Regions from separate parts of the Homo sapiens genome. Here region 2 is linked to region 1. A link is a contact called in ENCODE POLR2A ChIA-PET data. All regions are on one chromosome and are shown on one strand. Each heading gives the region's core, a stretch centred on a gene start or an enhancer-like site at or near the end of the contact. The rest is flanking DNA. Distances are from core to core; before and after follow the strand shown.

Evidence for each region. ChIA-PET counts read pairs that join two places held with the same protein, here RNA polymerase II (POLR2A).
Region 2: POLR2A ChIA-PET joins it to region 1 with 18 read pairs in Panc1. The contact joins the promoter of RIN2 here to the promoter of DTD1-AS1 in region 1. POLR2A ChIA-PET finds 5 or more read pairs at or near these places in 2 of 52 experiments (IMR-90 and Panc1).

The regions. Positions count from the first base shown.
Region 1 is chr20:18,693,431-18,699,961 of GRCh38, forward strand. DTD1-AS1 (DTD1 antisense RNA 1) reads right to left here and starts at 5,278. Exons shown (of 4, transcript NR_109955.1): 1 at 5,019-5,278. The region is part of intron 4 of DTD1 (D-aminoacyl-tRNA deacylase 1); the gene reads left to right. RefSeq lists a silencer at 6,215-6,362.
Region 2 is chr20:19,757,002-19,764,193 of GRCh38, forward strand. RIN2 (Ras and Rab interactor 2) reads left to right here and starts at 1,257. Exons shown (of 13, transcript NM_018993.4): 1 at 1,257-1,326. RefSeq lists an enhancer at 1,646-2,220.

The sequences.
Region 1 (6,531 bases), core at 4,028-6,527:
TAGATCACCTGAGGTCAGGAATTCGAGGCCAACCTGACCAACGTGGCAAAACCCCATCTCTACTAAAACTACAAAAATTAGCTGGGTTTGGTGGCACATGCCTGTAATCCCAGCTACTCGGGAGGTTGAGACATGAGAATCGCTTGAACCCAGGAGGCGGAGGTTGCAGCTAGCCAAGGTTGCGCCATTGCACTGCAGCCTGGGTGACAGAGCGAGACTCCCATCTAAAAAAAAAAAAAAAAATTGTCTTCCGCATGGATCACACTTATTTATTAGACATTTATTTGTTTTCTCCCTTTGCTCCTTAACCAAGCACCTTGAAAGCAGCACCCTTATCCCCATTGTGTATCCAGTCTCAGTGAGGTATTCACAGAGTGGGCACATGCAGGGACCACAAGCCCATCAGTAAACGAGCAGGACGTTAGAAATTAGGAGTTAGATCTGTGCTGACCAACATGCTAGCACCAGCCACGTGTAGCCATGAAAATTAAATTAATAAAAAATTTTCCTTAGCTGCACTAGCCACGTTTCAAGTGCTCAGTAGCCTTGTGTGTCTAGTGACTACTGTATTGCACAGCACGGATGCAGGAAGTCTCCATCGCATTGAAGGTTCTACCTGACAGCACCATGGTCGACCTTTCTGGAATGAGCTTGTTTAGTCTGCAGATGTTGCTGAGTATCTTCTCAGACCCTGCTCTGACCACAGGGATGCTGTGAGGAGCAACAAAGGCCAGGCCTGGCACTCACAGAGACACCATCTGGGTGAGGAACAAGGTGTGAGAAGTGAACGAAATTCTTACATCATAAATGTCAGTACCGCAGTGCTCACGGCTCCCTGGGGATACAGGAGTAAGATCCTATTCCCTCTTCTCAGCAGGGAAGAGAGATAATTAAGCATCATATTTTACAAATGGGGAGACAGATTAGTGCAGGTAAATTGAGCCCACCCGTGCCTTGCAGTTGGTCCCTTTGCCTCTCTGAGCTGCATCTTCTTACCCTGGTTAGTGAGGCGTTTAGAACGTGTTCTCCAGAGCATTGGTGAGGGCTCCAAAGAAAACCTTCTGCTTAGCACTCACCATTTAATACATTGAGGCTATTATTACGGTAACCTTTCATACTATAAAACTGGTTCGGAAGCTAATAAGCAACCTCAGCTAGAGGCCGCGGGAAGGGGAGGCCTTTACTGGGAAAGGGAACAACTGGGTTAGGGAGCAGCAGCCGGGCCTTCCGAAATGATTGCATTTCCCTGAGGGGGACATGCCTCGGTGAGATTCTTGTAAATGGAACACTTTGCAGACTCCTACTTTTTTTTATATACAGGTCACAAATTGCATTTATTTGTAGACATCTAGAAAACAATCAAAAGTGTGTATATCACTCTATATAGATCTTATTAATAATTTTATTTGGACAAGAGAACTTATGCCACAGCAGTCTTACACAGCATGGTTAAAGACTGCAGTACCCCCAAGAGTGGTTTCAGGTATGTACAGTATGTGAAGAAAAAGTGGCACCTCAGAGCCACCATGATCAAGTTAAAAACGCCCGACGTATAGTATATGTGCCAATAGATTCCCTTCAGGTCATGACCAGCATGAAAAACATCAGGACACAGATACTCAGCGCGTGTTCTGCGAATGTGTCCTGCAGTATCTTGCAGTTAAGAGTTCAGATCAGATCCTGCTTCCATGTTAGCATCAAGCCCTCAGGAGAAATGAAAAAATCCCTTTTCCCTTGTGCAAGTGTCAGCAACGATTCACACATAGAGCTGGAGTGGGCTGGGTAGCTGGCCGCAGAACCCAACCAGTCCTTGCCTGGGAGAAAATGAGATTGATACTGAAGGTCTCTCGTTCAGGTGCACATCTGCCTCTGGTTGTAAGAATTTCGTTTATTGGTTGGTAAATAAAACCAGGAGAAAGCAATGCAGGTCTCTGGGAATCTCATCCCTTCCATAAGGGAAATGCTCTGCCTATGCCAGCCCCCTCCCCCTCCGCCTCCCCCTTCCCCTTCTTCCCCTTCCCCTTCTTTCCCTTCCCCTTCTTTCCCTTCCCTTCCCTTCCTTTCCTTTCCCTTCCCTTCCCTTCCCTTCCTTTCCCTTCCCTTCCTTTCCCTTCCCTTCCCTTCCCTTCTCTTCCCCTCCATTCCCCTCCCCTCCCCTCCCCTCCCCTCCCCTCCCCCCTTCCCTTCTTTCCTTCTCTCTCTCTCTCTCCTTCTGCCCTCCCTCCCTTTTTCTGTTTCTTCCTCCCTTTCCTTTTCCTCTGACAGGGTCTTGTTCTGTTGTCCAGGCTGGAGTGCAATGGTGCAGTCATAGCTCACTTCAGCCTCAACCCCCAAGGCTCAAGTGATCTTCCTGCCTCAGCCTCCCAAGTTGTTGGGACTACAGGCGCGTGCCACTACACAGGCTAATTTATTTTTAATTTTATTTTTGTAGAGATGGGGTTCTCACTATGTTGCCCAAGCTGGCCATGGATTCCTGGGCTCAAGAAATTCACCTGCCTCAGCCCCTCAAAGCGCTGGGATTATAGGCGTGAGCCACTGTGCCTGGCCCACGTTTTATTCAGTCAGGAAGATAGGAGGATTTAAGGCTTTGGTGACAATTATAATAGTCTTGAGAAATTGTTTTCCCTTAAAGTCAAGGTGTTTTGTAGACTCCTATTTGACCATATTTTAATGGATGCTGTTGTCATATCTGCACCCAGGCTGCGTTGTCTTCTGTAAAGAGCACATCTCTGCTCCAGAATCTTCCCTAGAATTTTCCAGGAGCGAGGGGAATGTGGGCCTCATATGTCACCTTCCTGCCTGTGCGTATTCCCCCACCTCTCAGACACTAATGTCTTTGAGCAAGTCAGGCCGCCTGTCTCGGAGTCTCATTGTAGGTGAAAATGGGGACGTGCAGGGCCTTGCCAAGACCAGGAAAGATGACATCTGTAGTTTCCACGTCTTTCTCGGTCTCAGGTGGTTTGGTTACCCCAGCCCTTCAGGTCAGGTGCCCTCCTAGACTGGGGGTCCTGCGGTCATGATGGATGCTCAGATTAGGGAGGAAATTCATGGGCGTGACTGACACACTGAGTCAGCAGAGTCTAGAAAAGGTCACTATGCTCACAGGTGAACTGTAGTTTTTGTTTGTTTGTTTTTGTTTTTGAGACAAAGTTTTTCTCTTGTTGCCCAGGCTGGAATGCAATGGCACGATCTCGGCTCATTGCAACCTCCGCCTCCCGGGTTCAAGTGATTCTCCTTCCTCAGCCTCCCAAGTAGCTGGGATTACAGGCATGCACCACCACACCCAGCTAATCTTGTAGTTTTAGTAGAGATGGGGTTTCTCCATGTTGGTCAGGCTGGTCTTGAACTCCCGACCTCAGGTGATACGCCCACCTCGGCCTCCCAAAGTGCTGGGATTACAGGCGTGAGCCACTGCCCCTGGCCTGAACTGTAGTTTTTACTGCTTCCATTTAAAATCTGAGAAACTGGAGAAAAATCTTGTACTCAAGATTGGGTAAATCTCTTAAAAGTTATTTAAAGCAGCCAGGTGCAGTGGCTCATGCCTGTAATCCCAGGACTTTGGGTGGCAGAGGCGGGCAGATCACAAGGTCAGGAGATCACGACCATCCTGCTAACACGGTGAAACCCCGCCTCTACTAAAAATACAAAAAAATTGTCCAGGCGTGGTGGTGGGTGCCTGTAGTCCCAGCTATTCGGGAGGCTGTGGCAGGAGAATGGCGAGAACCTGGGAGGCGGAGCTTGCAGTGAGTGGAGATCCCGCCACTGCACTCCAGTCTGGGCGACAGAGTGAGACTCTGTCTCAAAAAACAAAAAAAATTATTTAAAGCAACATTACAAAAACATTGAATACAATAAGAAAACCAATGTGCTTAATACAACTATTTTGATTCCTTATTTCTTCATAGTGTTTTGCAGATATTCACATGTCCTTCTTATTGATGTAATTGTCATGAACTTTTTCACTTAAAGCTTTACCATTTTCAGTGAGGGTGACTAAATTTTATATAGTGGTAGAGTATTCCTTAAACAAAATGCTTGGGATCAGAAGTGTTTTGGATTTTTTAAGATTTTGGAATATTTGCATTATACTTATTGGTTGAGCATCCCTAATAGAAACATTCAAAATCCAAAATTCTCCAGTGAAATTCACTTTGAGTACAACCTTTCAGGATCGTGTCTGTTCTCAAAAAATTTTGGGTTTTGGAAGATTTTGGATTTCAGATTTTTGGAGTGTGGATATTCAACTCACATATTTTTTGTTTGTTTGTTTTTGAGACAGAGTCTCGCTCTTTCGCCCAGGCCGGAGTGCAGTGGCGCTATCTCGGCTCACTGCAAGCTCCGCCTCTTAGGTTCACGCCATTCTCCTGCCTCAGCCTCTCGAGTAGCTGGGACTACAGGCGCCTGTCACCGCGCCTGGCTAATTTTTTGTATTTTTAGTAGAGACGGGGTTTCACTGCGTTAGCCAGGATGGTCTCAATCTCTCAACTCATATAATTTTTATGTTTGCATGCTATTTATTAAATCAGTCTACCATAACTTTACTCTTGGACATCTAGATTAATTTTTCACAATTATAAGTAGTATGCAAGTGATCATCTTTATTCTGATAATACTTTTCTTTGACTGAAGAGAAATTCCAAGAAATGGGTATGAACACCTTTGTATGAGCAAATCAGTAAAACTTTAGCAAATCACACATTTTTACTATTCTGATAAGCTTTTCTAGGATCTGCTGATGTATATGTTTTTAACAATAATTACATAGTTCAGTTCTGTATTATTAACTTGAAATGATCTTAAATTTTTATCACAGAAAATATTAAACACATGTACACTGGGCAATAGAGTCTGTCGAACCCCTATGTGTCCAGCATCAGTGGACACCCAGGATGGCAGCTCTGATTTTGTCAACCCTTTAACATCTTCTATTACTTTGAAGCAAATCTCAGTGTTATTTCATCTATACATATTCAGTGATTTATTTTTTTAACCTCTACATTTACATCCAAAGTCCTTACCTTGTCTTTCTAGCTGCATAACCCACATGCGTTAAGCATCCCCTGTGGACAGTGGGAAACCATTGACTGTTTCCGAGCAGAGGAAGGATAAAGTGGTGAGAACTGTACTTTGTAGAATGAACTTGTTAGCTGTCTGCAGGATGCTTGATGTGGAAACACCTGGAAGTGAGGAGCTGGTCATCCATGTCCAGCCCTCCAGCTGTGATGCTGCTGCTCAGCTCATTCCCATTCCCTCCTCCCGCTCCCTGCCTGCATCTGTCTCCTTACCCTCTTATGAATAGTTGGTGACTGAGCCCTGCCATGGCTGAAAGTCACAGTCAAATAGAATTCTCAGTTAAAAGTTCCTTAAACAATAGGAACATTTGATTTTCTTTCATGAGTTCCGAGGCCCGAGCCCAGGGACTCCAGGGCTGGTTACTTTGGCAGCTCCCAGGTGCTGGGGTTCTGTTTTCCTCTCTGTCCTCTACCTCATCTCCTCTTGGTTACAAAATGGCTGCCACAGCAGTGCCCTTACACCCTCCACGTCTGTGTCCAAGGCAGGCCAGAGGGTTGGTGTTTCCTATGTCCTCTGGGCAGAGCTGGGTTACTGTCCAGCAGGTCACCAGGGAGTTTGGGAAAGTGGATTTGTGGCATTTTCACACTCTGGAGTGGAGTTGCAGCAGGAGAGGAAGGCTATTAGGTCAAGAGAGCCTGCCTTAGGGGCTCTTATTTAATAGCCTGTTTTACATGTGAAAAAGCTTTAGTCTCTAAAAGCTTTCTCCAAAACCACAGGTAGGCCATGGCAGAATGAAGCCTCCAACCCAGGTTTTCCCACCTGAGGCAGCGGTGTTCTTTTCCCCATCTGTCACCTTGAGTCTCTGTGCAGGAGGCTTGGGTGGAGCAAATAGAGGCCTGGAAATGGGTCAGCAGTAGGAACAGAGAAGGCCAGAGAAGTGGGAGATGTGGAGAAGGACCCTGAGGTGACAGCAAGCCTTGAACAGGCTAACAGGGACATGGGCAGGGGCAGCTTTGGGGTTTTCGCGTGATGCCAGCAGGACAGTCATGGGGAGGTCCGGCCTTCAAGTTTCTGTCAGATCTCCCGCGTTGAGGCAAGTCATCTGTTAGAGGTGGTCATCAGGGAGGATGGAGCCCAGCTTGTGTGGGGATGGCTATAAAGTGGAAGAGGAGCCAGGGAAGTACCTCAGTTTGGAAGCCTAGTGGGAGAGACTTTCTAGAAGGGCAGCTCCATGCTGTCTCACTGTAAGAGGCTGAGGAGGTGAGCATTTGGAAAGTACCATTGGGCTTGCTGGCCACACAGTCAAGAGTGATCATGTGTGTGTTTGTGTGTGTGTACGTGTGTGTACACATATGTATCTTAAACTTACTTTGAAATAATTCCAGACTTAATGAAGTTGCAAAAATAGACCAGAAGAGTTCTCATATTCCTTTTACCCAGCTTCCCGAAGTGTTAATGTTAATGATCTCACATATCTGTAGTAGTGATCAAAACCAGCAAGTTACTGTTGGTAACATA
Region 2 (7,192 bases), core at 7-2,506, 1.1 Mb after region 1:
ACTGCGCCTGGCACCAGCAGGTGTTCAATTATTTATTTAATGGGTGACTTGGAGCAGAAACCGAAGTGCAGTGGACTGTTTTCCTGGGATCTGAGCTGATGATAAATGATAAATAAGTCTTGGGATTTTAGAAGGCAGGAATCACGAAAACCAACACCAATGAAATCCAAGTCTCCTCTGCTACTATCTGAAGTGGAACAGAACAGAAATAAGGTCTGTTTTCTTTCCGCTTCGCTGTTCTGTTTCTGTCCAAAACAACCGTCTCTCTGACACCTTCGAGGTGTCCCTTTGTCTCTTTGAGGTTCCCTCCGTGACACTGGCTACTTTGTAACTCTAACACTGTCAGCAATTAATTCCCAAAGGTGAGGTCCCCGTGGGAAGTGGGAAAACCCAGCGAATCACCAGGGACCCGCCTGATTCCGAAAAGGCTGGATGCTGGCTGGGAACCGGCCCCGCAGCTCCGGCGTCCCCGCCTGCCTGCGCGGCCTTCAGCTGGGGTTACGGAGGGCTCCCAGCGCCGATCCAAACCGCGTTCCAGGCGGGGTGGGCGGGCCCCTGGCCAGCGAGGCCGAAGCAAAACAACCCGCCCAGGCGTCCAGAGCGTATCCAACCCTGGAGAACCTGCCCCGGAACCAAGAGCCGCAGCCAGCTCAGGCCTCTCGAGTGGGGCCTTTCCAGCCCCTGCAACAGATCCCGGGATCTGTAGTTGGGCGGAGGGGCTCGTTATGGGAAAGGGGTGCGTGCGCGTTTGTGCTAAAACAAGAAAGGCAAGAATCTCCGAGAACAAAACTCTGGTCCTCGCCTGGCCGGGGACCGCAGAAGACAGGGGCGGCAGCGCCAAGGCGGGTCAGGGGCCGGTCCAGCCAAGTTTGCTCCGGCTTAGATAAACTTTCTGATGGCAGTTTTTCCTGGTTGCAGCCTGGGTTCCTTGTAACAGGGTAAGCGTAGCGGGTGGTTGTCAAGAGGGGCGGAGGCTGGCGGTTACAGGGAATGGAGGGATGGGCCGGACCTGGGGTCGCGCAGGCGCCTTGGTCGCTGCCTCCGATCCGATCACCCCCGCCCCATCTCCTCTGCGAGCTCAGGAAGGTGGCTGGGGGAGGGGGATGGCTCCCTACTGCCGAGGGACGGCCCGAGGCAAACACAAAGCCCTTCCCTCCCCTCCTCCTCTTTCCTCTCCTCTCCCCTCCCCTCCCCTCCTTTCTCCCCCTTCCTCCTCTTCCTCCTCCTCCTCTTGCTCCTCCCGGGCGGGGAAACCCAGCCCCGCGCTCGTCTTTGGGGCCACCGGTCGCCCCCGCCTCCGGGACCTGCGGGGAGGGCCCGCGAGAGGTAAGGGGCGGTGGCAGCGGAGACCCCACCCCCTGTGCCCGCACCTAGAGAGCCCGGAGAGGCTCCGGGCACGGGCGGGGCTCTCTGGGGTTCCAGACGTGGGTGCTGCTGTGCGCACTCTCTCCCTACTCCGGAGGGGACTTGAGGAAGACAGCCAGAGCGCGTCCTCGGGGATCGTGGGGAACGGAAGGGGGAAGGGGGATCAGGGAGTGGGGACAAGGGGCAGAGTGACATTCCGGAGCGCGAGGTGGCCGCTGGTCCCGGCAGGGTCACCGGGTGTCCTCAGCTGACCTGTGCGGGGCTGGGGTGAGGGACAGCTGGAGGGTGCAGGCACTATGGCTCGAGGTGCGGAGGTGCGGGTGTGCGTGCGTGTGCACCGGACGGAGTTTGGTAGGGACCTTTGAGGAGTTCTACCTGCAGGGCTGCCTGTGGGGTGTCAAGTGCTCCCTGCGCCTGAGCGCGCGGGTCAGACCCGGTGTCGCACAGCTTTGATCCCCAGCGCGGACCCCACTGGTGAGTCCAGCCAGTGTGCAGGGCAGATGCTCCGACCGGAGATTTCCTCCCCCGGGTGGAAAAGCAGGAGGGTTGTTGTGTCCGGGCAGGGGGCACTTGGGCTGTCGCGGTGATTGATGGCTGCGCAGCGGGCGGAGGAGGAGCCCCGGATTCCTGCCGGGAAGGGACGGGGCCACTTTCCCACTTTGAGGCCTCCCCGCCCCCTTCTGGGCTTGGCCTCCACCCTTGGCCTGGGCTCCCACCAGCTCGGCGTCCACCCACCGGCGGTGGCGCGCCCCTCGACCGCGCGGGGACAGCAGGATTTGCAGAAGTTCAGCTTGAAAGCCTATGATATGTTGCCAAGAAATACAGGGCAAGATCGGTCCCCTGGGCCCTGAGAGGCGCCTGTCTTCTCAGAGCTCTTAAATCCCTGGGGCTTTCCTAATTCCGCAGTGTAGCGGCACTTCCTTGCGCGGTTTTGGGCACATTGGGGTTTCTTAGGAACACGCTGTCATCGGTAAGGAAACATCAGAGTACTCTTCGACCAAAAGGACTGTAAATACTGAAGCAAAAAGAAACACTTGCTGGGAGTGCAAAGGGCTTACTGGGAAAAAAGAAACACACAGGGCAGCACTCCATCATTAAGATAAATAGTATTTTAATACAATCTTTTTAACAAAACCAAATTGAATGTAAAAAATTCATGATAAGCAAAAATCAACATTTTAAATACAGGTGGGTGTTGTTAGAACCCTGCTTCATAGGCCGGGTGCAGTGGCTTATGCCTGTAATCCCAGCACTTAGGGAGGCCAAGGCAGGCAGATCACTTGAGGTCAGGAGTTCAAGACCAGCCTGGCCAACAGGGTGAAACCCCATCTCTACTAAAAATACAAAAATTAGCTGGGCCTGAAGGCATGTGCCTGTGGTCCCAGCTACTCGGGAGGCTGAGGTGGGAGAATCACTTGAACCTGGGGGCAGAGGTTGCAGTAAGCCGACATTGTGCCACTCCACTCAGCCTGGGTGACAGAGTGAAACTCTGTCTAAAAAAAAAGAACCCTGCTTCATTGTTCAATGGGAACAGTCATATCCAGTCTCCCTCCCCCACCTCCCCATTTGTTTGTTCCCTTGCCTGGTGGTTTGAGAGTTGACAGTGGCATGCAACAGATTGAGCAACTCTGGCTTCAGATGTAGTCACGTTCACTGAATGCAGAGCTTTTATTAACTTTTTACCTAATTCAAATGTAGGAGGATATTGTCATAAGTGGATATAGAGGTGCTAATTTTCCTTTTTGCCTCAGGTTCCAATATTGCCTCTGGAATACTCATGCACTCCCGTGCTTTGGCACCTCCAGAGAGAGCATCACAGGCTAGGGATGGGTAGGGTCCCGGGACAGTGAAGGGCCCTTGCTTTTGGAACTTGGGAAGAAGGCTGTTGACAGGAGCTTTTGGGTTTGGAGACTTGCTCTCAGTAGTTGGAGGCTGGAGACACGGGGAAAACCAACCTGCTATCAAGACCTTTGTCTGGAAACATTCTCCTGCAGACAGTTCATCAGAGCAGAGGAGGAAACTGAAATAGCCCACACTTGACCTCTAGTGTAGGGCAGGTGGGAGGGAGCTTGACTCCCAGGATGGCTATGGCGTGTGCTTATTTAAAGATAACTTCGCAGCAGCACTCTTATCCCCACCCAAGGTGTCCTGCCATACACCTTATCCAAAGTCAAGGGTCACTACCCACTTCAGGACTTCCACTTTCCAGAAAGAACCTCCTTGCTTAGCTAAACCCTCTTCCTCTGCTTGGAGGACACAGATGAATCAGGTATCACAGATGAAACACAGGGTATGCTACCCTGAGAGGTCCATGCTCGTGTGACCCATTAATGGGAGGCCCATTCTTCACATACTCTCTGTATTATAGTGCTTTGACCTTGTGCCCAATTCCCCTTGTATATCCAACCTACCTAATGAACCTTCAAGAATCCTAATAGTTTCAGCAAGAAAGATTTCCCCGACCCTGTCCTCCTTTCCCCAGTAAGACACCCCCTCACTGCCACCAGAATTCCTTGTGTGTGTGTATGTGTATGTATCTCTTAAAGCAATACAGTGGACCTCACTTGCCCACTGTCTGTAAGCTTCCCAGGGTCCAAAACCAGGCCATAGCCCTTAAGACCTACCACTCAAGGAGGGGGTGTTGAATGAATGAATGAACAAAAGTGTCCCTTTGTCAAGGCATTTTGAGAAGTTGCACAGCAAGAAGTATACCCTCAGGACTGTAATGCCTCTGAAGAAAGCAGGTAACATTTTTGTAGCACATTATAAAATGGATTTACAAATAGTATCTCAGTCGTTTCTCACAACAGTAGTATTCATTGCATTTTGTAGGTGAGGAAATGAAAGCCTAAAATTAGTCTGTCATTCTGCCGCAGCACAGTGGACTTGCTAAAGGCGAACCTGCCCAGAGGCACACTCCATGCAGTGTATGTACAGAGCAGGATTCACCGAGTTGTGTTTTAGGATGCAGTTTTGCTAAACAATCACTAATGAGTTACAGTGATAAAATATGTTAGGGAAATGCTAATGTTGTCTGTTTTTTTATGGCAGGACTTTAAGGAGTCTTTATTGTTATACCATACATTGGGACTCTTTAGAATGACACCATAGTATGGGATGCTTGCCAACTTTATTTGGCCACAGAACACTCTTTCTCATGAAGTATCTTCTGGATCCAGTGTTCCAAGGAATTCACCTAGGGAATTGTTTAGTTCTCCCAAAATCTTATAATGTCTAGGCCAACTTCCAAGGAATGTTGATTCCATCTAATATGTGGTATTTTGGATAGTAAAAATGTATATTCTGGACACTAGAAAAGCATAATAATCCACCCTTGTCAATTTAGAGTGGATTGTTGATCTGTGTATCCAATTAACTCAAGTAGCTTCCATGCATCCGATTAATATGAATAGGTTCTTTGGGTTTGATCAGATATGATCTGAGGGAACCCCAGCCTCTGGAGAGCACTGCCTTTTTGCTGCCCAGAAGCCTTCAGATTTCAACCAGCCTTTCCAACTCTGAGAATCCCCTCAAACGCAGCTCTGTAGATGGGGTGGCAACTTCAGGGTTCTTGTCCTGAGATCACTATTTCATCTTGGCTAGTTACATCCATTGAGTGAGAAAGTACACCTGCTCAGTGAATTTTCTGTTCTCTCATTCCTCTCTCCTTGGGTGCTGGCCAAGTGAATTCTCTAGGGTGTCTAAGTGTGTGTGGACATTTGCTTATGAAAAGTAAGTAAATGTCACTCTCTGGGTGTCTCAGACCTGGAACAGAAGCCTGCTAACAGCAATCCCTCCTCATAGGAGCTGCAGCCCCCGTTCACAAGCAACCATTGTTTGAAATCAGGTATTTTTAAATCAGAGTTTGCCTTCAATCTACTGTTAGAGCACCTTCCACAGACCAGTAACCTCAGCTATTGAGGCTTTATTGCAATTAAGGAGACAAAGTGAGGAAGTTGGAGTTAGAATTTCAGGGACTCAAAGGAGAATTGTGGGCTAGTGGAGGAGCCTTCGGAAAGTGATCAAAGAGGCACAGCTGTGCAAATTTAACATTCATCTGCAGACATTTCTAGGTCTCCAATGCTGAGCAAATATATCTCAAGATTTGTTTCGTAGATTTTTCGAAAGCACAAAAAGTAACAATTCTCATTTAGAGATATGTATTAAACAGGGTGGTGTCACAGAAGTCAAGGGAAGGAGTGTTTTGAGAAAAATGGACCTATCAGATGGGGCGGGATGGGGAGTGACAAGGGGAGTTGAAGAAGATGACTAGAAGGCTGATGGGTCATTAGCCAAGCCGTGGAGTTCAAGTGTGTGTGTGAGCATGCACATGTCATCGTGCTGTGCGAACAAGGGAGAAGGTAGGGAAGAAACACTGAATGTGATTTATTTTATTTATTTATTTATTTATTTAGAGATAGAGTTTCGCTCTTGTTGCCCAGGCTGGAGTGCAGTGGTGCGATCTCGGCTCACTACAACCTCCACCTCCCGGAGTCAAGCGATTCTCCTGCCTCAGCCTCCTGAATAGCTGGGATTACAGGTGCCCGCCACCACACCTGGCTAATTTTTTGTATTTTTAGTAGAGATGGGGTTTCATGATGTTGGCCAGGCTGGTCTCGAACTCCTGACCTCGGGTAATCCACCCACCTTGGCCTCCCAAAATGCAGCAATTACAGGCGTGTGCCACCATGCACAGGCCTAAATGTGATTTTTAACCTGTTGAGTTTAAAAGTCCTGGCCAGGTGCAGTGGCTCATGCCTGTAATCCTAGCACTATGGGAGGCTGAGGTGGGCAGATCACTTGAGGTTAGGAGTTCAAGGCCAGCCTGACCAACATGGTGAAACCCTGTCTCTACTAAAAATACCAAAAAAATTAGCTGGGCCTGGTGGCAGGCCCCTGTAGTCCTCGCTACTTCAGAGGCTAAGGCAGGAGAATCCCCTGAACCCGGGAGGCAGAGGTTGCAGTGAGCCAGGATCACTCCATTGCACTCCAGCCTGGGTGACAGAGCAAGACTCTGTCTCTAAATAAATAAATAAATAAATAAGATATATATGTATATCAGCACAGAGAAGTGTGGAATGTCAGCTGAAAGTGTGAATAGAACCACACAAGTGAATACAGCCGCTAGCAAAACCACTCAATAGCATAATCACATAATGAATGAGTGAATGAATGAATGAATGATTAAATGACACTGTTTTTTGTAGCAGAAACTGTTTTTAAACTCACTAATAGTTAGGTGAAAGTTTAAACACAGTCATTTTGTGAAAGAGTCTAAGAAAATAAAATTGAATTTTTTAACGCTGTGGGTATTCCAGCCTGTGTGAGATGTCTTATTCTGGTCAAAAAGCTTTGGTTGTAAGAACCTCCATTACTAACGTTGAATGATGCTCCATGATTGAGAGCCCCTGATTCAGTTTGATGTAGGAATGGTTATAAAGGTATGCTGGTTTGTTTTAAAAACCATCCTAAGAGTGATTTAAAAGACGTTGCTGGACTTTATAGTATCCAAATGAGAAACGGATTCGGGAGGTGTTCTAATTCCTACTATGAGTGTATATCTCATTTTTATTTGATGATACCATCTGGCCAAGTGATAGTACATGGAGTATTAATACATAACCCCCCACTTGCTTAAAATTCTCAAAATTTGAGTCATTTCAAAAATCAGATTTGGAAACATTTGTATTTTTAATGAGTGAAGTCTTTTTTTAAGTAAGTTAATCCAATAAATTGGATAAAGAGACTTTTTGTTTTTTATGTACCTGATTTTATTTGGTAGATCAGGAATTCAAAATTTAAAAAAAGCTAGATTAAATAGTTAGCT